2 separate regions of the Homo sapiens genome follow, and region 1 is linked to region 2. The links are chromatin loops, found by intact Hi-C in ENCODE. Cell type or tissue: dorsolateral prefrontal cortex. All regions are shown on one strand. Links, peaks and the distances in the headings refer to the core of each region. The heading gives the core; the rest is flanking DNA. Region 1 overlaps NAT10 (N-acetyltransferase 10). Region 2 overlaps LMO2 (LIM domain only 2).

What was found. Peaks named below come from ENCODE experiments on the same cell type or tissue, not always from the same donor. Only the 100,000 strongest peaks of a DNase experiment are listed, where the experiment ranks them.
Region 1: a loop joins it to region 2, with 1.9 times the contacts of the local background. A loop is called at or near these places in 2 of 110 quality-filtered maps.

The regions. Positions count from the first base shown.
Region 1 is chr11:34,144,689-34,154,623 of GRCh38, reverse strand. NAT10 (N-acetyltransferase 10) reads right to left here. Exons shown (of 29, transcript NM_024662.3): 29 at 7,716-8,540. The coding sequence ends at 8,432. It overlaps ABTB2 (ankyrin repeat and BTB domain containing 2), which reads left to right. Exons shown (of 17, transcript NM_145804.3): 16 at 246-359; 17 at 2,040-3,637. The coding sequence ends at 2,237. Among named protein-coding and RNA genes, the nearest start is that of NAT10, 44 kb to the right of the region's middle. RefSeq lists enhancers at 251-300, 4,175-4,704, 9,014-9,183, 9,414-9,653. In dorsolateral prefrontal cortex, for the core only: a CTCF peak has its summit at 4,657 (motif pointing left); no DNase peak of the experiment used is centred there; H3K27ac peaks cover 810 bases.
Region 2 is chr11:33,863,310-33,875,923 of GRCh38, reverse strand. LMO2 (LIM domain only 2) reads left to right here. Exons shown (of 6, transcript NM_005574.4): 3 at 5,937-6,214; 4 at 6,338-6,578; 5 at 11,107-11,322. The coding sequence starts at 6,208. Among named protein-coding and RNA genes, the nearest start is that of LMO2, 22 kb to the left of the region's middle. RefSeq lists silencers at 5,302-5,541, 5,972-6,391, 6,412-6,491, 6,682-6,761. In dorsolateral prefrontal cortex, for the core only: no CTCF peak of the experiment used is centred there; a DNase peak (open chromatin) is centred at 5,410; H3K4me3 peaks cover 4,468 bases; H3K27ac peaks cover 6,750 bases.

The DNA of each region.
Region 1 (9,935 bases), core at 1-8,000, 280 kb before region 2:
GAAGGTGGCTCTTCCTCTCCATCTGACAGGAAGAGCAGTTCCCAGAAAGAGGAACTGTGCACACCACTGAGCCCAGCCTCAGTGCGTGTCCCAGCGGGGATGGTTAGGCCCAGGAGTATCAGAAGGTAGTGGGGCCTGAGGGTGGAGGCAGCAGGGCACACGGCACTCGGGAGCTTTCTGTTCGGTGCTGTCTGGGCCACTGGTCTGGCCATGGGTCCCCAAGACCTGCTCTGCCTCCCTACCAGCTGCTGTCAGCTGCCAGCCTGTTCCAGCTGGATGCCCTGCAGAGGCACTGCGAGATCCTGTGCTCCCAGACCCTCAGCATGGAGAGTGCCGTGAACACCTACAAATATGCCAAGGTGAGGGCCAAGGATGCCTGCTGGCCACCTCCCACCACATGCTCTGCTCCACGGGGGCCTCGGCCGTGTGGCTGCACTGGGGATGAGCTAGGAGATGCAGGTGACCAGGCTGCTTCTGAGGGCAGTGTAGAGGCTGAGGGAGGGTTAGCAACTCCCTGTGTTGCCTGGGGTCACTGCTGCCCACTGGCCATGTGGTAGCTTGGGAGGTGAGCTTTTGAGCCAGCTGCACCCTAGTTCACATTCCAGCTCTGCCACCTGGGCTGTGGTAGCTGGACAAGTTGCTGAGCCTCTGAGTCAAATCAAAGCCATAGGTATTTACTTTTCTCCCCTACCTGTCTGTGCCTCCCTAGCTGTCCCATCTCAACAATCAACATGGTCACTGCTCAGTTGCTCAGACTCAAAACTCAGGAATCATATTTGATTTGCAAAAACCCTCCCATATGCAAGCCACCCACCTCTGAAACACACCAGCGGTTTCTCCACTTCCCTTCATCTCCACTGCCCTCGCCTTGCCCTAAGCCACCACCATCACTCTCTTGGACAATGGCATCAGCCCAGCCTCCCTACTTCCTGGCTTTAGCCCTGCAATCCACAAGCTTCTTTCAAAAGTTCAAAAACCATGGCCAGGCACAGTGGCTCACACCTGTAATCCCAGTACTTTGGGAGGATGAGGCAGGACCAGGAGTTTAGACCAGCCTGTGAAACATGGCAAGAACCTGCCTCTACAAACTAGCTGAGTGTGGTGGCGTGCATCTGTGGTCCCAGTTGCTCAGGAGGCTGAGGCAGGAAGATCAGTTGAGCCCGGGAGGTTGAGACTGTAGTGAGCTGTGATCATGCGCACTCCAGCTTGGGCAAGAGCAAGACTTTGTCTCAACACAACCCCCGCCCCCCAAAAAAGTACAAAGACTGTGTTACTCCCATACTTAATCCCACCAAAGGTTTTCCACCTACTGCAGGCTAAATAATAGCCAGCCCTTATCATGCCTTCCAAGGCCCCCAAGGTCCTGCCCACATCTCCCCTCACTCTGCCATGCTTCCTTCTCAGCGTGCCCAGACCCCAGGACTTTTGTGACACTTCCCTTTTCCTGTAAAGCTCTTTCCCGCCCTTCATCTTCACAACTGGTGTCCCCAGGCCTCCCCTGGCCTCTCACAAGCCATCCTGTCACGTTGGCTTTACCTCCTTCACAGTCTTCTGCAGTTACCTTGTCTTTGGTTCCTCAGATTCTGTCTGTCTCTCCCAAACTAGGACATCAGCAGCACTGCAGAGATCTTGACCTCAGAACTGAAAACCCAGAGCGGCCCCTTGATATGTGTTGAGTGAACATCTTTATCCAGCATTTACCATGTGCACAGTCACATGCCAGGCCTGGTGCTGAGCCCTGGACACCCAGTGGTGGACAGTCCCCGTTCCCACCCTTAGGAAGGGAACTTCCAACCCAACAGGGATGACTGCCACTTAACAGGGCAGCATGACAGTATGACACAGGCAGGAAAATGACGGGGGCTGAACAGTTCAGATATAGCAGAGGTGGCCTCAGGATGCAGGGACAGGGAACGCCTACCCTGGCCAGAGTGGGGCTTAATCAGGGCTGTGGCCATGGGTAGGTAGTATTTGGGGGTGAGGGTGAGTGGGGCTGTACTAAGGCGATGGGCTTCACCCCTCCTCTCTCTGCCCTACAGATCCACAATGCCCCAGAACTGGCCCTGTTCTGTGAGGGCTTCTTCCTCAAGCACATGAAGGCCCTACTGGAGCAGGATGCCTTCCGGCAGCTCATCTACGGCCGCAGCAGCAAAGTGCAGGGCCTGGATCCACTGCAGGACCTGCAGAACACCCTGGCAGAGCGCGTGCACTCTGTCTACATCACCTCCCGGGTGTGAGGCAGGGGGCGGAGGCTGCCGAGGCCAGGGCCTGTGGAGGTGCCAGGGCCCACCATGTCGGGGTATGGTTGTAGGCCCTCTTGGAGCCAGGTTCACGGGGCTGTTTCCTCCTCCTCCCCCAGATGTCCCCCCTGTCACCGGGCAGCTCACCCTCATCTCCTCTGCCCTAGAGCTGTTTGTTCAATCACTGATGGGCAAAGGGGAGATGTAGCTAACTGGTGGCCCTCCTCCCCATCTCAGTTTGCAACTCAAGGGCAGCCATGCACTCCCCCGGGGTGTCGCTCTCCCCTCCTGCAGGTCAGCAGCTGATCCTGATCCACCTCCGCCCAGGCCCTCCAAGCTCTACTCACCCCTAGGGCCTCAGTAAACTCAGACCATCCCAACTGGGGCTCCTGGGGGTACAGGAATCCTTATGAATGTATAGAATGCATACTGCCTAGGCCCCCAGTCGTCTGCAGTAATTCAAAAGCTGGTATTTTTCTTCCTAAATGTCACATAGCAAAGGCTGCCCAAATCCCCAAACTTGTTCTTCAAAGGTTTGACAGGCTTAATGTGGGCATCCAGTGGCCTGTGGACCCCCCCCTGCCACCACGACTGCTGCCACCCGGAGTTCCCCCATTGTCTTTGGTGCCTGGGCTTCCAGAGTCCCTCCCATCAGGACTACCAGCTTGCTCAGTTAGCAGCAGAGGGCAGTTCCCCAGCTTGATGGTTTCTGAGCTAAGTCTGGCATGGAGGGGCAAGGGGTAGGGGATGGGGTGCTGTGTAGGAATGGCCTCAGCTCTTGTTTTGCTGCTGGTTTTAGGGGCCAAAGTAAATGGGTGGATTCTGGAACCTCAGGCCTAGACTAGGTTGCCTTTGTGGGGGCGATGAAGCAGAGTCCCCTGGTCAAGTCTCTCGGCTCCTTTAATGTAGGATTGAGAGCTGGGCAAACAGGTCCCACTGGGGACTGTGACTCTTGGAGATTAAAGGACAGGGCATTGATGGAAGGTAAGGGCCAGGAGAAGAGGCCTTTCTGCTGTGTCCCCTCACGGCCTTGCCCTCGAATTCTGCAGGCCCTGGGCTCCCCTGACACCTGTCATATTTATGGACCAGACACTGGGGCAGCATCAGGCACAGTCTGTCTGGGTGCAACTTCTTCAGCTGTCTGGCCGCACCTTAAAAACTATTTATTCACCAAAAGCCCCAGGCATTTCAGAAGGTGGCACTCAGGTCACCCTGAAAAGCCCCCAGGGGCTTGCAATTCTGGAAAATATTTTGACTAGCTGCTTGGCTGGATGTACAAAGAAATAGGCATTATTTTATTGCTGTAATATTGTATGATACTTTAACTGTACAATAATGTTGTCACTTACTGTAAATGTACTATGGTTTTATTAACAATAAACACTCATTAACAATGACCTTGGCCTCACTGCTCCTGGTAGAGGGTTACTCAGAGTTCAGAACTGGGGAGGAGCCCCTTAGGACCAGGAAGAGATCCCAGAGCTAACGCTGTTACTCAGGTCTCCCCCCTCTCAGAGCCAAGACCCTACCAAAGCCATTGCTGTGGCCACCCAGCACTCGCCTCTCTCCAGAAACGAAGCCTGGATCCATTCCTCACCCGCCCACGCTCACATTTAATTAAGCACATGTGTGCCACTGAGCTGGACAGACACCAAATGACTGAGGAATATGACACTATCAGGCTTTCCTGATCTCCACTCCCATCCCCTCCACGGCCCTTTATGTGGGAGCTATTTTGGGGGTTGTCTTCAGAGGCACATCCCCAAATGGCACAGCCCACCAAAGTGGCAGCAGGGCCTCCTTCACCCAGGCCTGACCTGGCCTGATTGATTTGAGGGACCTATCCCTGGGTGACTGCTGCCCCCAGGCCCAGCTAAGCTAAGCTGGCTGTACCACCACAAGGCCACTAGCAGAGGTAATGGAGGGAGATGGTGAGGCGCCGACTCAGGTCCAAGAGTGTACTGGAGTTATGGCTGTAGTTTTAGGTGCAAAGTTCAGGCACAAATATAAGTTTTTAAAACATTCCCTGCCAGTTAGCTGGGCATAGTGGTGCACATCTGTATTCCCAGCTGCTCAGGAGGCTGAGGTGGGAGGATCACAGAGCCCAGGGGTTCGAGGCTGCAGTGAGCTATGATCACCCCTGCACCTCAGCCTGGACAACAAAGCAAGACTCTCTCTCAAAAAAAAAGTCGCCTGCCTGCCTGCCTGAAACAGGTATAGAAATTCCTAAGGTCACTGAGAACCTGAACCAAAGTGGCTGTGGGTCAGTGACCGGCCGTGACTCAGGCGTTAGGGGAACGACATAAAGATCCCAGTCCCTGGCAAAGCCCAATTCCAGCAGGAGCTGCGCAGGGCAGCTCGAGGCCCAGCCTGGGGACCTGTGGCCGCACAGACCCATGGTGCCCTCTGGGGGCCACTAGGAGGGGGCGCACTCCCCCACACCATCTTCCTGTGCAGTGGCCCAAGACGGTGGTGGAGCGGGCTGTCCGTCCCCAGCACTTGCCATTCAAAGTGGCTGCCCTTCATGGGTCTGTGTCCAGCGTCCCCACAAGTTCCCCCATCCCTGCAGGACATGCCTTGGTCCGTACCCAGCCTAGAAAGCAAGATCTAGTTGCATTCTGGCTCCAGATGAGGGATCCACCATTTCCTCTCTTGAGAGGGTGAGTGGGGGGTTGAGAGAAAGTGGAGGTAGGAAGGAGGGAGCGGGCCCCTTGGAGCCTGTGGGTAGCAGGAATACATTTTTGAATAAACATTTAAAATTAAAATAATTACCAAAAAAAAGCAGACATGCTTCCAAGGGGCTAGGACTCAAACAGAAATGATCACTTACCCAGGCAGCTGGACCTCCTAATTCCGGGCCACTGCTCACGGCCTGCCCTGCTCCGCCTGCTATGAGCAGCCACAGGCAGGCTTGGGGGAGTTACCCTCTTACTGGAGCCCTTGAGGACCCAGGTGCTGTGAGCATGGGTTGCATCTACAGGGATTTCACTCGGCTCCAGTGGGTCCACAGGCAAGCATAAGCTGGCGCCTTAGCCGTCTCCAAAGAAAACACCTCTCCAGAGGTGGCAGGTACCAGTCTGCTCCTGCACCGACAGGGCTAACACTGAGATTGTCCTTTTTGAGGCTGTCTGGTTTCTTTCCTGCATTCAAATCTTCTCCTGAAGCTTTCCTTTAGGCTCTCGGCCTGGAAGGCCAGTTATCCTTTTCCACATTAGTCCCCGTGCCAGATACCAGGTGGCTAGAGCTTTCTCAACGGAACCAGCCCAAGCAGGAAGCCCCGGCCTCTCCCTTTCAGGCTGCCTTTCAAGTCCGCTTTGCAGGATCCAGATGATGTTTAACTGGAACCAATTGTTTGTAGAATCAAGGGCATGCCCCCTCAGGGGCAATCCCCTGAAATTGTCTATTCCAGCCCAAGGGGCTTCCGACCCCACCCCCTCCTCCAGGCCTGCAGAATGGCTGCGGGTGTTGTAACAGGCCTCAGATAATGAGTCTACATTTTTCCAAGGTGACGGTCACTTATTTCTGCCCCTCCCCCACCTCCCAGCCTCAGCGGCCCCCTTTGTGTCCCGTCTCCTGGTCATCCGGAGTCCTCCGGGACTTCCGGGCCAGATGAGCAGTGGAAGCACTGAAGCAGGCCGGCATTAGCCCCGCCTGGCGAGGGGGTATGGGGGGTGACCATTTAGTAACCTTCTTTGTTCAGGCTTCTTCAGGCTCTTCCCCTTCTGGTGACAGCACTCATGGCTGGCCTATCTGAATTCATTTCGCAAGTGACATTTCCTAAGACAGCCAAGCTTTACAGATGTCACTCTGTCTGGGGGCCAGATGGTGAGGTGTGGGGGAGACATGCCTTTTCAGGTTTGAAGGAGAACCCAAGATCATGACCATAAAATGCAAAGACCCAAGCGTGTGTTTAGGAACACACACTTTGCAAATAAAGAGGCCTTGTCCAAGGATACAGAGATATTATACAGAGCCAGACAAGTCTGACTGCAAAATGCATGCTCTTCGCTGGCCAAGGGAGACTCCTTTTCTAGCTTAGGTTGTGGTTTTATAACATGGCCAGTCCTGGCCAAGTGTGGTGGCTCATGCCTCTAATCCCTATACTCTGGGAGGCCCAGGCGGATCACTTGAGGCCAGAGTTCCAGACCAACCTGGGCAACATATTGAGACTCCATCTGTACATAATTTTTAAAATTAGGCAGGTGTGGTGGTGAGCACCTTCCCAGCTGCTTGGAAGGCTGAGGTGGGAGAATGGCTTCAGCCCAAGAGTTCAAAGCTGCAATGAGCTATGATTGAGCCACCGCACTCCAGCTTGGGCAACAGAGCAAGACCCTGTCTGTTTTCAAAAGAACACCACAGCTAGTCCTTATTGAGTATTCTTAGAGCTGGCATGTAACTGAACTTGAGCGGCTCCTCTAGTTAGATCTGATGAGTGCCCAGAACCCAGAGGCACTTGCTATGTGCCAGGCACTGTTCTAAACGTTTCCCATTCTACCCCACCCACTTCTCACCACAGTCCCGTGACGGAGGTGCTATTCCTACCACTCAAATTTTGCAGAAATGGACCTGAAGGGCAGGTAGGATGAAGTAACCTGCCCAAGGCCACGGTGAGCGTCAGGGCAGAGCAGTCTACCTCCAGAGCCCTCACCTTGCACCCCAAAGCAGAGCCAGCCGGGGAGACTTTGAGGGTAGAGACACTAAACAAAAGCTTCCTTACCTGTAGGATGATATGCCTGGACAACTTGCACAGTCCCATCCAGCTCTGACCATTTGAGCATGTGACTCTGCTTCTGGCCACGGTCTAAGAAAACCCTCTTTGAAAGGCAGGTTCAGGCACCCACCTGAGAAAATAAATAAAAATTATTTTCATGCCCCCTCCCTGCCTCCAGCAAAATTTCCTACAGACCTAACAGAGGTCTGTGGCCAGGAAACTTCAGTCCCAAGAAACGAAAGACCCCTAGGCTCATGTCCTGACAGCCTCGGTGACAAGCCTCAGCAGCCCTAGGGTCGCATACAGAACCTGCTCTTCTCCCTGTGGGGACGAGTCCTAGGAGCTGTATATGAAATACCCTTAGGCTGAGAAGTTACCGTTTCCTTCCCTGTCCTTCTCTGAACCTAGACAACATATCGGGGCTGCAGACTCATTAGCCTGGATACCATTAAACAAACATACCAAAGTATGTGTAAAGCCACCAGGTTACCTCTGTTCCCAACAAATGGAAGGGACCAAGTGACCTGGAAGGAGCTGGGAAGGAAATGAGGCAGTTCTAGCTGGCTTCCAGCCACCACACCAAGCCCCTCGAGGTGACCATAGCCACCTGCCACTTCTCCCGCAGACTCCTGGGCTGGGAAGCCCTAGACACACTGCTCACCTTTGACCTTGATACCAACACCTTCCAAATTCCACCAGGCAGCCAAGACCCACCAGAAGAAACGTCCAGGTGCGTGGATTTCAGAACACTCACAGGCAGCTGATCTTTCTAGAATGTTATTTATTAAAAATAGATTCTCTATCCTTCCCCTCACCCCTGCGAGCAAAGTGGCCTTTCCCAACATCTTTTCCCAAATGGATGAAACAGGTCTTGAGGACGCAGATGTGGCATTCTACATAAACTACAGGATCAGGCTTTTCTGGGACAGTGGGTCTGCTGGAGCCAAGAGTGGAACAGCACAAGACAACATCAGCAAACCCTGGCGCACCTAACCGCGGGCTGCCATGGATGCCGGGACGGACTGGAGTTCCTCCTGCTCCAGGTACAAGTCCACAAAGAGAGACCCAGCGGCCCAGCAGCAGCCTCCTGGGCACCACCAGAAAGCGATGTACTTAAGGGCCTCAGGCGGTCGAGAGGCAACGTGGCTTCCACATGTGTGGGAATGAGACTAAAAAGCTGGCTCAAAGCAAAATATGAACTTATAGGAAAGGAGGGCCCTGGACTGGGCAGGAAGAGAGAGACTCGTGGCAATTCTAGAGATGGCAGTGCCCAGCCATCAAGTTCTAAAGAGACCCATTTGGGAGTGACTCTGCCTTTAGCCAGGTTGAGCTCACAGACACACAGGCCCAGAGGCCGAATTCGCGGCCAGCTTCCAGGTGTGCCGGGGCCTCTCGTTGCTTTTAACAGTCCAGCCAGAGAGGGTTCAGTTAGTGAGAGTATCTTCCCATGATCAAACACAGATGCCCGAGTTTCTCTTCACTATTTCTTCCGCTTCAGTTTCATATCTTTTTTGTTCTTTGTCTCTCTGTTCTTCAACTTCTTGCTCTGTTTGGGTTCTTGTTTGGCCTCTAACTTCCTTTTCTTGTCACTAGAGAAAAATCAAAAATAGAAAGAATGAAATATGTACAGATCTGAACATCTGAGACTGCTTTAAGCTTGCTTTGCTTTGTCAAAAAGGGTTTCCACCGTCTGAAACTTGATGTAGGCCACCCAATTGGACATTAATGTTCTCTGCAAACCTATTAGGGGGCAGGCATTGTGCTGGGGCTGGGGACACACCATACAGACCAGCTCCTGCCCTGAGCCAGCTCTTAGTCTGTGGAAGAACAAATCTCGATCTTAACACCTGAAATCCGGGTTCTCCTCAGGGTGCAGTACACTCTGCTCCCCTCTCCCAAGACAGACCTAAGGCACCACAAGGATTCCCCACCACCACTCTCACCACTGCAGTGACTCTGGAAACTAGACATATTCATCCCAATGACCCTGAAGACAGTCCTTAATACAAGGCATGAGACTCCAAGGAAAACCCTGCCATACTTTCTGATGTGCTACTATTATTTTATTTTTCCTATATGAGAAGAAGAAAACCCAAACAACAGTAACTCAGGTGACACCCTGCGACCAGCCCCTGGATTCTTCATTGATATCCTGGCATAGGAATCACTCAGCAAACGGCCACCTGCCATTAAGAAACTTACAGGTTAAATTTTGCTCTGGGAACAAATACTTCCCTATAAGGAGACCGTGAAGAGTTCAGTCCAGAGACCATTAACATCATATGAATGAAGTACCTCTCAAAGGAAGAAAAAGAAAGGCCTCAGAGGACTTAATGATAGCTACCAGTATTTTTAGCTCACAAAGTTCAAGCTTTCACATTTACTCAGAGCCATCAAGCACATGAACAACCACACAACACTGGTTTGTTGGGCTCGAGAGGCTTCTCACTACCAGCAATGGCCAAACAAATGGCAGGAAAGGCCAAGCTCTGCAGAGTGAGGAGCTGAGGCCGTCTCCACAGCAAGCATGCTCCCCGGCCTTTTGTTCCAGTCAAAGCCACCGTGCTCAAGGCCAAAGCCATCATGGGCCCTGTGCTACATTTGCCATACTGTACAAAACAGAGACAGGTCACACTGACAGTGGGCTTCTGTGCTGCACCACAAAGCATCTGGGAAATGAGGCCGGCATCGATGCTGGATCCTTCAAGATGCCACAGTGACTAACGGAGACTCTGGAAGACAGTACCTGATTTCTGGGATCTATAGTTCCTAGAGACACAAGGTTTCCTCTTCCCGAATGTTTCCAAAATATAAGCTTTTAAGGAAACCAATAAATAGGGGATTGCCAAAATCTCACCCTCCCCATCAACCCCCAAATCAGCTGTGAAAGCCTCAATTCCAGTGGCTCTGGGCAGGGGAGGCCTCATTGTACTCCCAGGGAAAACTGATGAAGGTTCCAGCCTAAGTTATTTACAAATGCACCA
Region 2 (12,614 bases), core at 1,909-9,908:
GCCACAGTGAATTTGGATCTCAAATATACTGTGCCGGGGTCCCAGGCACTGTGGTGTGTCACTCAGGTGTGGCACCTCTGCATAGCTACAGAGAGGAGACAGGCTGCCTAAACAAAGAGCACAAAGACAGCTCAGTGAGTCAGCTCACCTGGCTCTGACTCCCACCTTGAACTTGAAGCAGCAAATAAAGCTCAGGGTTTGGTACCCAAAGGAGAAGGTGGGGGAAGGTTTGACAATGGCCTGAGGTGGAAGAAGGAGCTGTTGACCCTGTATGTCTCATTTGCTTTGTCCATCAAAGGGTCTGAATTATCAATGGGTGCTCAAACTTTTTTTTTTTTTTTTTTTGAGAAGGAGTTTTGCTCTTATCGCCCAGGCTTGAGTGCAACGGCACGGTCTCAGTTCACTGCAACCTCTGCCTCCCAGGTTCAAGCAATTCTCCTGCCTCAGCCTCCCGGGTAGCTGGGATTACAGGCGTCAGCCACCTCGCTTGGCTAGTTTTTGTATTTTTAGTAGAGATAGGGTTTCATCACGTTGGCCAGGCTGGTCTCGAACTCCTGACATCAGGTGATCCACCCACCTCAGCCTCCGAAAGTGTCAGGATTATAGGCGTGAGCCACCTCGCCCGGCCGCCCAAACATTTTAAAGTTAGAATCTCTTTTTATAAGCAAAATTTTCCATAGAAGGTGACTATGTGCCACTTTCCTCTCCAAGCACCTGATCTGCTTCATTTCACAGAATCCTTAGAACAGCTCCACGAGTAGGTACTCTGAATACTCCCGCTTTACAGATGTGGAAGCTCAAATGCAGAGAGGTTGGGCAACATGCCCAAGGTCAATGAATGCAGAACTGCTGCAGTGGGAGCAGGGGTGGGTGACACCCACTAGGGAGGTGCTTTCAAACTCCTACTGCTCCAAGGAGCAAGCTAGAAAATCCCACTTCTCAGGCCCCTTCCACTAGGACACACTATGAGCTTAACACTGCTAAGAACTCACTGAGGAATGGTGACATTTGGGGGCGGCTCCTTCAGTGCTTTGTTTGGCTTCTTTTTTAAATTATAAATGGTGGTTTGAAAGTTGTTGGAGGGGAAAATCAGATGAAATCAGGGATGTGGCTGAAGCAGTCAGTGTAGCAGTGTAGCAGAGAAGCAGAGAAGCTGTCAGCAGCCTACCCAGGCCCCGAAATGGGCACAGCCCTGCATTTCTGGCCTGAGGCTTGCCGAGGTCTTAGGTGAACTTCAGCTCTTTCTACAGCACCCCAGTCTCAGCACTCTTTGGTGGATGTCCTGATTGGCTGGGAGATTGTTGCTTCCTGATACAGTGGTGATTACTTCTGAAAGATGGGGTAATACCAACAGCTATCGTTTCTGACCATTTACTGTGCAGCATCACTGTGCAAAGTATTTTTATACATATCCTATTGACTCCTCTCAAAACTCCTGTGAGGCAAGCAGGCACCCCAGTGGCCTCATCCTAGTTCTGGCCCTGGTGACATTATGATTGCCTCCATCCTCCATTTGATAGGTACAGAAACTGAGGTTCAGAGAAGTGAAGTAAATTCCCCCAGATCACGCAGCTAGCAAACAGCTGAGCTTCTATGCTCATCCTAAGGCTCGGTTGAAATGGATTTTTTAAAAGATGTATTTTGGGCTCTTTACTATATAGAAAACCGAATCTGTTTATCACTAAGGTTACTAATAGGCCTTACATCTGTGAAAACTTATCTGTCAGCTGGCCCTGAAATGTTCTGAAATGAGTCTGAGCACAGGATGCCTGTGACAACCGAATAGTTTAAAAAAATTCTCCATGGGAGCCGAAACCCTATTAAGACAGGTCTTTATTTTTGTTCCTGAATGCCACATTTAGAAACAAAATGTCATATTTTTGTATATGAATGTCACAAGTGACAAAGCATATGTTGCAACTTGGCTTCTAATGGTTGAAAAAAAAAGAGAGGTAAATTATCATAATGTTGGGATCTTCTCAATTATATTTGCATTTTCATTTCTATCAGAAGTCCATTTTAGCAAAGGAATGTAACCTTAGTCACTTGAAACTGCTGTTCCCTTAGAAAACAATTGTAAATGTAATAAGCAAAAAGGATAGAAAATGCCCACAGGGGAAAAAAATGATCCATCTGGGGTCAGAGCCATCGTGTAGATTGATTCATTCTTCTTCTAGCATTCTTATTCAGGAAGGAAAACTTGAACATTTTCTAGATTTTAGGATATTTAAGATTTGCAAGGAATTGGGGGAAAGGGAAAAGGAATGAAATTTCAGTCCCACTGGCAGGGATCAAATAGAGATTTTCTCAACTTTTAAAAGAACCGTTTTACATGTCCCAATCACCTCATAGTTCCTGAGTCTCTCTTCTGCATAAGGCATGTACTAGTTGTTAAGGGAGGATACAATAAGGTCATGATTGCTTTAAAATTATTCATAATAAAAACACATTTTGAGACTTGATTCTAAATGTTAAACTTAAATTTGAGCAATTTAATTGCCCGTTGAATAGGAATGAAATCCCACCGGTAGGCAGTTATTTCTTACAACCACTGTGTGTGAAATTGAAATCTTAAGATACCATTTCAAATATTCACCTTCTCTAAGGAAGTTCTCCCCAAAGAGTTGTGAAAGATAAGAAACTGACCCAAAGTCATATGCAGTAATCTCTTTTTCTTTACACACTCAGGTCAAAGTAGAAGCATATTATTAAAAAGAAACGTTATGCCCTGAATTTGGCTGTTCTGAGGTTACCTCTTGGAACCCAAGGATATATTTAATTTAAAAACTGACTTGAGCCCCATGCAAAACTGTGACAAGGAAAGTAATAATTTATCAGATTAAATAAAAACAAGCAGATGTGGCCAGGCGCGGTGGCTCATGCCTGCAATCCCAGCACTGTGGGAGGCTGAGGCAGATGGACCGCCTGAGGTCAGGAGTTTCAGACCAGCCTGGCCAACATGGTGAAACCCCGTCTCTACTAAAAATACAAAAAATTAGCTAGGCGTGGTGGCGAGCGCCTGTAATCCCAGCTACTCGGGAGGCTGAGGCAGGGAAAATCGCTTGAACCCAGGAGGCAGAGGTTGCAGTGAGCTGAGATCGCACCATTGCACTCCAGCCTGGGTATCAGAGCGAGACTCCATCTCAAAAAACAAACAAACAAACAAATAACACCCAAGCAGATGCAAACAGGTCATTTAGTCACCACGATAATGAACGTTAAAATGGAAAACACTTACATGTTTTATTTAGGAGAAGAAGGGGGTGAGGTGAAGGAATCCTGTTTCCTGCTTTTAAAAAACAGGAAATAGTTTCCAAATTTGGGTGGGCAATTCTTATTTTAAACCCCCATTTCACCTTTAAATTTAATTTCAAGCTCTTTTAAAATTATCTTAATGATGCCCTTTACTATAACATAGCAGCTGCCATTTATGAGTGCTTACTATATACCAGTTGCTTTTCATGCAAGCAACTTCATATCTGTTATTACCCCCATGCCATTACAAATCTATGTGCCACCCTTTTGTGCACTAACTCATATAATCCCCACAATAACTTAGGCAATAGGTTCTGTCGTCTCCATTTTACAGATGAGGATACTGGGAGTTTATTTGTTTGTTTGTTTATTTATTTTGAGACGGAGTCTCACTCTGTCACCCAGGCTGGAGTGCAATGGCGCGATCTCTGCTCACTGCAACCTCTGCCTCCTGGGTTCAAGTGATTCTCCTGCCTCAGCCTCCCGAGTAGCTGGGGTTACAGGCATGTGCCACCACACCTGGCTAATTTTTGTATTTTTAGTAGAGATGGGGTTTCACCATGTTGGGCAGGCTGGTCATGAACTCCTGACCTCAAGTGATCCACCCGCCTCGGCCTCTCAAAGTGCTGGGATCGCCTCGGCCTCTCAAAGTGCTGGGATTACAGGTGTGGGCCACCGAGCCCGGCCAGGATACTGGGAGTTTAAATTCCTGCTGTGAGCCCAGGTTGACACAGCTGGTCAAGGATGGGTTAGAATCCAGGTAGTCTGACTCCAGAGCTACTACCGCATACTGCCTCCTCAGATTAAATAATTTTCCTAGGACATGCTAACTGATAAGTAAGAGTCTAAATCAAACCCAGGCAGTTGGGTTCCAAAATTCCAGCGTTTAACCACCACATTGACTGGTTATAAGTAGGTAAACTGTTCATCACAACCTATATATTTATTTTCATTTCTGTTAGAAATGAAAGTAGTGTGGTAGGTTACATATTTATCACATAGTTTAGGCTTGCCTAAATTCTAAGTATTTTCTTTTTTAAATTAAAAACAAGGGTCTATCGGAAAAAAAAAAACCCAACTTTTTTTTTTTTTTTTTTTTTTGAGACAGGGTCTCACTCTGTTCCCCAGACTGGGGGGCAATGGTGCGATCATGGCTCACTGCAGCCTCAACCTCCTGGGCTCAAGCAATCCTCCCACCTCCGCCTCCCGAGTAGCTAGGATTTCAGGCAAGCACCACCACGCCCAGCTAATTATTTTTATTTTTTATTTTTTGTAGAAACGGGGTCTCACTGTGTTGCTCAGGCTAGCCTGGGTCTCCCAAAGTGCTGGGATCACAAGCATGAGCCACCGAGCACAGCCGAAAAAGTCTTTTTGTATACTGAAGTCTCCACTAGGACAAAAATTTGCTCTTAAGGCTTCCTTTGGGACACACACACACACACACACACACACACACACACACACACAGCTTTTGATTATACCCATTAGGGACCCAAGCCTTGGGACACAGGGACCAGAAAATGACAAGAGCATGCAGGCAGTAGTAAACTCTGGTTATCCTTAAAATGGGAACAGAAATGTATGCCTATGATCCAGACTGATCATATAAAACCATGGATCCTGAAAGTACGTTCCCTCTTTACAAGCCTTAATGACTGGCATCACGCACAAATAGGCCTTTCAGCTTCTGAACGCAGATATTTTCAAGGAACTCTGAGGCCCAGGAGAGCCTAAGTTTTTCTCCACGGAAGGGCAAACTACTAGCCTCCCCCGCTTCCCCTCTGCGTTCCTGCCTCTTTCTAGAAGGAGGCTGAGAGGGGGAAGCCTGAACCCCCAAATCAAGTCCGCCTTCTTTCTCTGTGCCTGACCCAGGGCAAAATAATCTCTCTGATCCTGTTCTTGACCATTGAAAAAGCACTTTCTCTGGTCGGGATACTACTGGCACTTTACATGGGGGGCAGTTTAACCGCAGGAGTCCGCTTTCTGAAAGGTGCAGAGGGAGGGGATTCCGCCACCAGCCGACTGAGAGGAGCCCCGGCCCCGCGTGGTCCCTCCCAGCCACCCTCCCTCTGGGATTAGCTGCCCTGGCTCTGCTCTAGGCGTCCCCAGCCCGTGCAGTCCCGGCTGGCGCACCACCATCGCCTCTGCAGAGCGCGGCCGCAGCCCGGAGCCCGCAGCCCGGAGCCCGCAGCCTGGGGCCCGCAGCCCGTAGCCCGCAGCCCGCAGAGCCGCGCTGTCCGGGGCATCCCAGTGCACGGCGTCCGTGGACCTGGGACCTCGAACCTGGGACGGGCGGAAAATCCACTGGGAACACTTGCATTTCTGTAGGTGCTTATTTCACATTCTTGTCTTTTCTTGCTTGCTCGAGCTGTTCGTGGGTTACTTTCTGCCTTAGTTAAACCAAAAGGGAAAGGCGGAAGAGGGGAAGCCCTGAAGAATGATTTAGTGGTTGCCCAGCCTCCTTTCCAAGGAGAGGTGTTCGCTGAGCGGCTCTCCCCGTCCCCGACACTGGCCCCTTTAAGAAGCCAAGTCAGTCCTGATGCTGCTGTTTGTATTGCTAATCCCCAGGAGCCCCGTTTAAAAAAAAAAAAAAAAAAAGGAAGAAAAAAGGGGAGGTGGGGGGACCGGGCAGCTGTCTCTTTAAATGTGATTTCCTTCTATTGTATTTGAATCGTGATCAGGAAAAAGGAAATGAAACCAGAGACAGAGGGAAGCTGAGCGAAAATAGACCTTCCCGAGAGAGGAGGAAGCCCGGAGAGAGACGCACGGTCCCCTCCCCGCCCCTAGGCCGCCGCCCCCTCTCTGCCCTCGGCGGCGAGCAGCGCGCCGCGACCCGGGCCGAAGGTGCGAGGGGCTCCGGGCGGCCGGGCGGGCGCACACCATCCCCGCGGGCGGCGCGGAGCCGGCGACAGCGCGCGAGAGGGACCGGGCGGTGGCGGCGGCGGGACCGGGATGGAAGGTTAAGTCCTGAGCAGCAGCAGCAGCTGCAGCCGCCTGGAGCCAGGCTGCGCGCCCCGGCCCCCGCCTCGGCCGCGGCGCGCCCGCAGCCCGGTGATTCGCTCTCTCTCTTTGGCGTTTGAAGGGAGCGCGGTGACTGTCCTTGAGCGCGGAGGGGCGAGCTCGCCGGCGGAGCGCCGGAGCAAGCGGAGGCGCAGGAGCGGCGGCGACGGCGGCGGCGGCGGCGGCGCCCGAGCACCCGAGGGGGTCCGAGCCCCGGCAGCCGGCCAGCCCCGCGCCACAAAGGGAGCGCCCCCGCCGCCCGGCACCCCGCCTCCCTCCCCAATGTCCTCGGCCATCGAAAGGAAGAGCCTGGACCCTTCAGAGTAAGTGCGGCCCCCCTGCCCCTGCCACCCCCGGTGTCCACGGCCTCGCGTCCCGGAGCGTCGGGGGGACCCGGGCGGCCCGCGAGGGGGCTCCAGGTGCGCGCTCGCGGCGTGCCCTTGGCCCCCTGTGCCGAGCGCTGGGCTCCTCCTTCCTCCCGGGTGATTCCGGGGGCTCTGGGAGAGGGACTGGGCGGCGGGCGGCAGGGACAGGGGTCGGCCCGGCGCCTCTGCGGGCCACTCCAGGCTACTGGGACGCTCCCCAAAGCCACCACGGGCCAGAAAGTTTGCACGGGAGCAGGCACGAGGAGAGCCTGGAGGCGCGCAGGTGCAGTCCGGAGAGCGTTCTGGGCTTGACTCTGCTCCCTTCTTCCCTCTCCTTCTCGGTCCTTTCTCTTTGTCCATTTGGTCTTGGAAAGGGGAACATTCCAAGTGGCGGCCTCCGGGGTCCCCAACGGCCGCCTTCCCGGTCCGCAGGTGGAGCCGCTGCCAGCCTTGCGGATAACGGGCGGGTGAGGGGTCCGACCGTCCACCTCGGAGCTGGCTCTGGGCCTCCAGGGATTTCTAGAGCAGCGAAATCCGGAGTAAATCTGAGTAGGTGTACCCCTCCTCGGGGTCCACCGATGGGGACATGTGAACCTCGAAAGTTAATGCACCATTTTGTGTATAGGTGAATTATTCTGGGGAGTAGAGTCTCGTAGTTTTTAGCAGAGTCTTAAAAGGGTTTGGGGTCAGGGAACCAGAGCTCTAATGAGCATTGGCCGCATCTGTTTTCTGAGCCGCGTACTGGTTTGGAATGTTTTTCTATCCCTCACCCATTCTTCAGCGTTAACATGGGGAGTAAGGGGTGTTTAAGATATCATTTTCCTGTCAACGCAAATGCCCTTTTAAGAGTCATTAGCTGTCTGGTTTTGAGAATTTTTATTCCTTTGAAGTCCCCCTCTAATCCTTTGAAGGGATTTGTTACACAAGACCAAAGGAGCTGGTTAATGACTTGTCCATTTGTGCTTTTAAGAGACATTTGTTTTGTTTTTTCTTTTCCTGCTTTAAAAGAATTGTGCTTTCCTGCTTGAAATACCGCACACACACACATACACCCTTCAATTTCGGCTTTCTATGGTGTTTATTTACCTGGGTTTTACCCTCAGTTACCAGCATAAAAGCTCAACATATTCTCATAAAACACAGGAAGTACCACCATCCAATGAGAATATAAACATCACTATTCAGTCTTGAAGGTTAAGACACCAGTTCTGTAATGAGCTAGGTTTGTTATAACAAAAACCCCCACTTCCTTCAACAAATTCTCAGGAGAAAAATAACATTCCTTTTTAAAAGTATGTTTATGCAAACAATGGGTTTAAAGGGTGGTTTGATCACTTTTTTAAAATAAACTTAAAACTGAGCTCTGAGTTTCAGAGACTGGGCAAGATCATAGTAACACAATAAGGGAGTGAATTGGATGAATTGGTGCCTCATGCCTTTTTGATCAGCAGAATTTAGTCACTAATCCTTTCAATAGAAGATTAATCTGAAGGTTTCATTTCCCTGAAGGAAGTTTGCTTCTTTCAAAGTTTGTGCTTTTTCACTGAGGTTAGAAACTGAAACATCCTAACTTCCTAATACAACAGATATCTACTGCTGGAGGCTCACCAGCTCCTTCCTTCACTTCACTATTTGCCCAACGAAGACAGATTCTGATCAAAGAGGGACAAGCCAGTTGAGAAATTGCTGCAGCACATTCTCCCCATGCCCTTAGAAATTGTTATGATTGTCCCAGAAATCCAGGCTTAAATGATACTCAGGTGTAATATTCAAGATAAGGGTCTGGGAGAATATAAAATATTAATTTGAGGGTGAATCAATCTAATTCAGTCATTGTCTTGGATTGTCCACTAAGTATAATGTGATATTATCATTAATTAAGTATAGAAAGACAGAGCCAATATCTTATACTTTACTTCTCCATCTCATCTCAGGCCATCACCGTAACTCTTTTACTTTACATTCCTCCTGTTGTCCAGTATCCTACTAGATGCTTCATTGTGTACTTCCTCAAATCCAGCTTGGGTCATTACAATCAGCATCTCCAAATTACAGATGGAGACTTGCCTAGCTATATGCAAATGAAACATTTGGACAGAAAGCCAGCCAGAATTCATGAACACAGATTCCCTTGCTGTGCTACTGGTGGCCCCCACTGCCTCCCCTGTGAGTAACAAGAGCAGTTCATTTGAATTCCAGGCAGTTTTGCACCAGCTAAGGGCAAATTCTCTTCTTTCACAGTCCTTTGGCAGCATCAACATCGGGACATCCAATGTGCGTCCAGGTTCCATGAGTGGTTTTGAAAGCCCAGAGTAAGACCATGGGCTGTGGAAAGAGAAGAGATGCAACTCTGAGTTGATACACATGAAAAAGCTAGGGTATTAGTTATTAGAAGGGGAAATGGCAGTCCTTATATACAATCTGTAGAAACAAAGGAAAGAAAGCAAGGCTTCAGTGAATGAAACCTCGTCTCTACTTAAAATAAAAAAAATTAGCTGGGCCTGGTGGTGGACACCTGTAATCCCAGCTATTCGGGAGGCTGAAGCGGGAGAATCACTTGAACCCAGGAGGTGGAGGTTGCAGTGAGCCGAGATTGTGCCATTGCACTCCAGCCTGGGCAATAAGAGTGAAACTGTGTCTCAAAACAAACAAACAAAAAACTATAGTTTTGAATTTTTTTGAGCTAGGGTCTCACTGTGTTGTCTAGTCTAGAGTGCAGTGCTCACTGCAGCCTCAACTTCCTGGGCTCAGATGATCCTCCCACCTCAGCCTCCTGGGTAGCTGGGACTACTGGCTCATGCCACCAAGCCTGGGCAATTTTTTATATGTTTTGTAGAAACAGGATTTTGCCACGTTGCCCAGGCTGGCCTCAAACTCCTGGGCTCAAGTGATCCTCCTGCCTTGGCCTCCCAAAGTGCTGGGATTACAAGCGTGAGCCACTGTACCTGGCCATTTTTTTTCCCCAGATAAACTAACTTGAGCTTCCCATTTTCTTGTTCCAAAGATGATAGTCTCATGAAGTGCTGTTACACTGTGTCTAGAAAGTGTGGGCATGGCTTTAGCACTCCTAAATATTCATAAGGAACACTTCATACTTCACATGACGGGATCACCTGAAGTTGTCAGAGTGTTATAGACATTGAGCCACCTAGCCTCCTGTCCCCAAGTATAATGGCTGCTGGGCTTTATGGGCACAGACCAATTAGGACACAAGGTCGCCTGGTAAGTTAGTACCAGTTAGAAATAGGAGACATGGATTTATACCTGCAGGGTACCCAGGAGGAAACTCCCTTTGGGAATTTTACAGATGGAAGAAGGTCTGTTTTTTGAAACATAATAGATTTTTAAGAAATAGATTTGTGTTTAAGTAAGGTTCCAGAGAACACTTGCTAATTATTATAAATCAACACGTATTAAGTGTTTGCTGTGTCCCATGTGGGGGACACTAGAATAATTCCTTCCACTCCTTTATTTTCTTTTAGCAAAGTTATTTATTTTTAAATGTAAAAATGTATTCAGATTCCAGTGAAGCAAAGTGAACAGGAGATGCTATGCATGGCGTATTAACGAAAGAACACGTGTCACAGCCTATTAACAATTGCTGGATTGAGATGTCAGTGTCTGTTTAATTGCCTTCCACTCTCTTTGAAATAATCATTGCCCCCACTTCATTTTCTTCCTCAAATCAACTTTATCCAAATCAATTTTACTCTTATAAAAATGTTCAGGTAAGGAAAGAAAGGCCTATTTGATGTCCTTCGTGTAACAATGGCCTTACGATATGGGATTTTCCTCCAAGTATTCCTTCAGTAGGAAGAATGGAAAATGGAATTTCTGTAAAAAAGTAAAATTAGGAGAATTCCTATTATGTCCTGATGGAATTTTGATTTTGGAAAGAGAAAGCAACCTAAAATAATTTTTGGTCTCATTCTTCTTTCTTCCTCACCTCTGCTTTTGTGCAGTTGGTTAGGGCTGGAGGGAGGATGGCACTGGGGATTTGCAGATTCTTAGCACTCTGGGTCATCTGCTGCCCTGGCAGTGAGCGACTCTTTTAGTCCAGAGTGCGTCCTTTGAGGTTAGGCAGTGCCCTTGGGTGTCCAGGTTATGGGAGGAGGAAAATGAGGGAGATCTGTGAAGATAGAGTCAGCGGGGAGAGTGGGAAAAAGCAGAAGGAGACCAGAGGTGCCCAGGTAGTGCTGGGCATGGGCAGGGGCACAGTGCCACCTGCAATTGCCTTTGATGCCTCTTGGTGCCCTGTGTTTACTTCTTAGACATCTAGGGAGTAAGGTCTGGCTCTTTCCCGTCTTAACCCAAGGTTGGTTGGGACTCTGCAGTCTGGCCAAGGGATGTGTTGTCCTGTCCCTTCTCCCTTAGGTCACTGAAAGGCAGTCAGGTGAGATGCCCTGTCTGGCCCAAAACGATCTCGGACCCTCGGTGCTGGTCTCACTCTGGTGAGGCTGTCCCTGATGCTTGGCCTTCTCTCCAGGGAACCAGTGGATGAGGTGCTGCAGATCCCCCCATCCCTGCTGACATGCGGCGGCTGCCAGCAGAACATTGGGGACCGCTACTTCCTGAAGGCCATCGACCAGTACTGGCACGAGGACTGCCTGAGCTGCGACCTCTGTGGCTGCCGGCTGGGTGAGGTGGGGCGGCGCCTCTACTACAAACTGGGCCGGAAGCTCTGCCGGAGAGACTATCTCAGGTACCCTCCCCGGCACTCCACTGGGCCCTCGGAAGGGAGGCTGGGTGGTCCATGGACATCTGCAGTCGGTGTGTGTTGCCCCTTACCCTGCTCCAGGCTCGGACACCACCTATAGAAAGAGGTCAGACTGCAGAGGCTGAGTCTCAGCTCCTGTGCTGAGAAGCAGAGGGCATTTCTTCCTGTTTGAGAAGCATGTTCTCAGGGTTACGTTCCTATGTGGTAAAATACTAATATCTTTAAAGGCAAGAGAATTGTATACCCAAAATTCAGAAAAGTGCTTCCCTTGGGGAGCGGGAGAAGCTAGGGGATGGGATTGAGGAGGAGTACACACGGAGGATCAGAGGGACTGGGAGTGTTTCTAAGTTTGGAGGTGGGCTCTGAGGACCTCATTTGAATGCTTCAGAACATATATGTATGTTATAAATTTTTTTTGTATGACTCCAGTATTATATGATGAGAAATTTAAAAATAGAAAGCATATGGAGCTCCAAGCATTGACTCATAGCAGGAAGGCAGTCTTCGAAGAGCAGAAAGGCAAAGGCCCTGTAGGCAGTTGGAGGTTTGAGTCCCAATACCATTGCTTCCCAGCTTGGTGGCCTTGGGCAAGTTATTTAACCTTCCTAAGCCTCGATTTCCTTATCTGTAAAATGGGGATGATAATAGCACCTACCTCTAAGGATGTGGGGAGGATTTGATGGAATAATGCAGATAAACTACTTGGCTTGGTATGGATCAAATAGATGTTAGCTGCTCTTACATAATCATTATTTTCCAATCTAATGAGCAAAGGGATGGAAGAATGGAAGAGTAAAATAGGAACTCGACAACACCAAGTAAGACAGGAGCTGAGGACATCTCCCATGCTCTGGGCCATCCTATTGGCCATCCGAATTTTCCAGCACTGTGTGAAAGCCTTTGCCTAGAATGTACTAGTGTTTCTAGTTTCCGATGAGCTGCTGTGGAGGTAACTGTCTCTGTGCCCTCTACTGTCAGATCTGCTCAACTGTGTAGCTGTCAGTATTTCTCCGTTTTCCTGGAGCAGAGGGTCTGTGAAGCATGCTTCCCTGATACACCAGGACCATCCAACCCATGGAAGCTTGTTGAGACCTCAGCGCCCTTGGCTGCTGGGCCAGCTTTTCCTCCCAAACCTGCCCTCAGAGCATTTTACATTATAGAAACAAAACAAAACCAAAAAAACTGCAGGCAGTTTCACAGTGAAGGAAGCTTTACCTAAAGACTGTTAGAAGAAGCTTTTTGTCCTTGAATTCCCAGATAAAGTTCTTGCAGTCCTT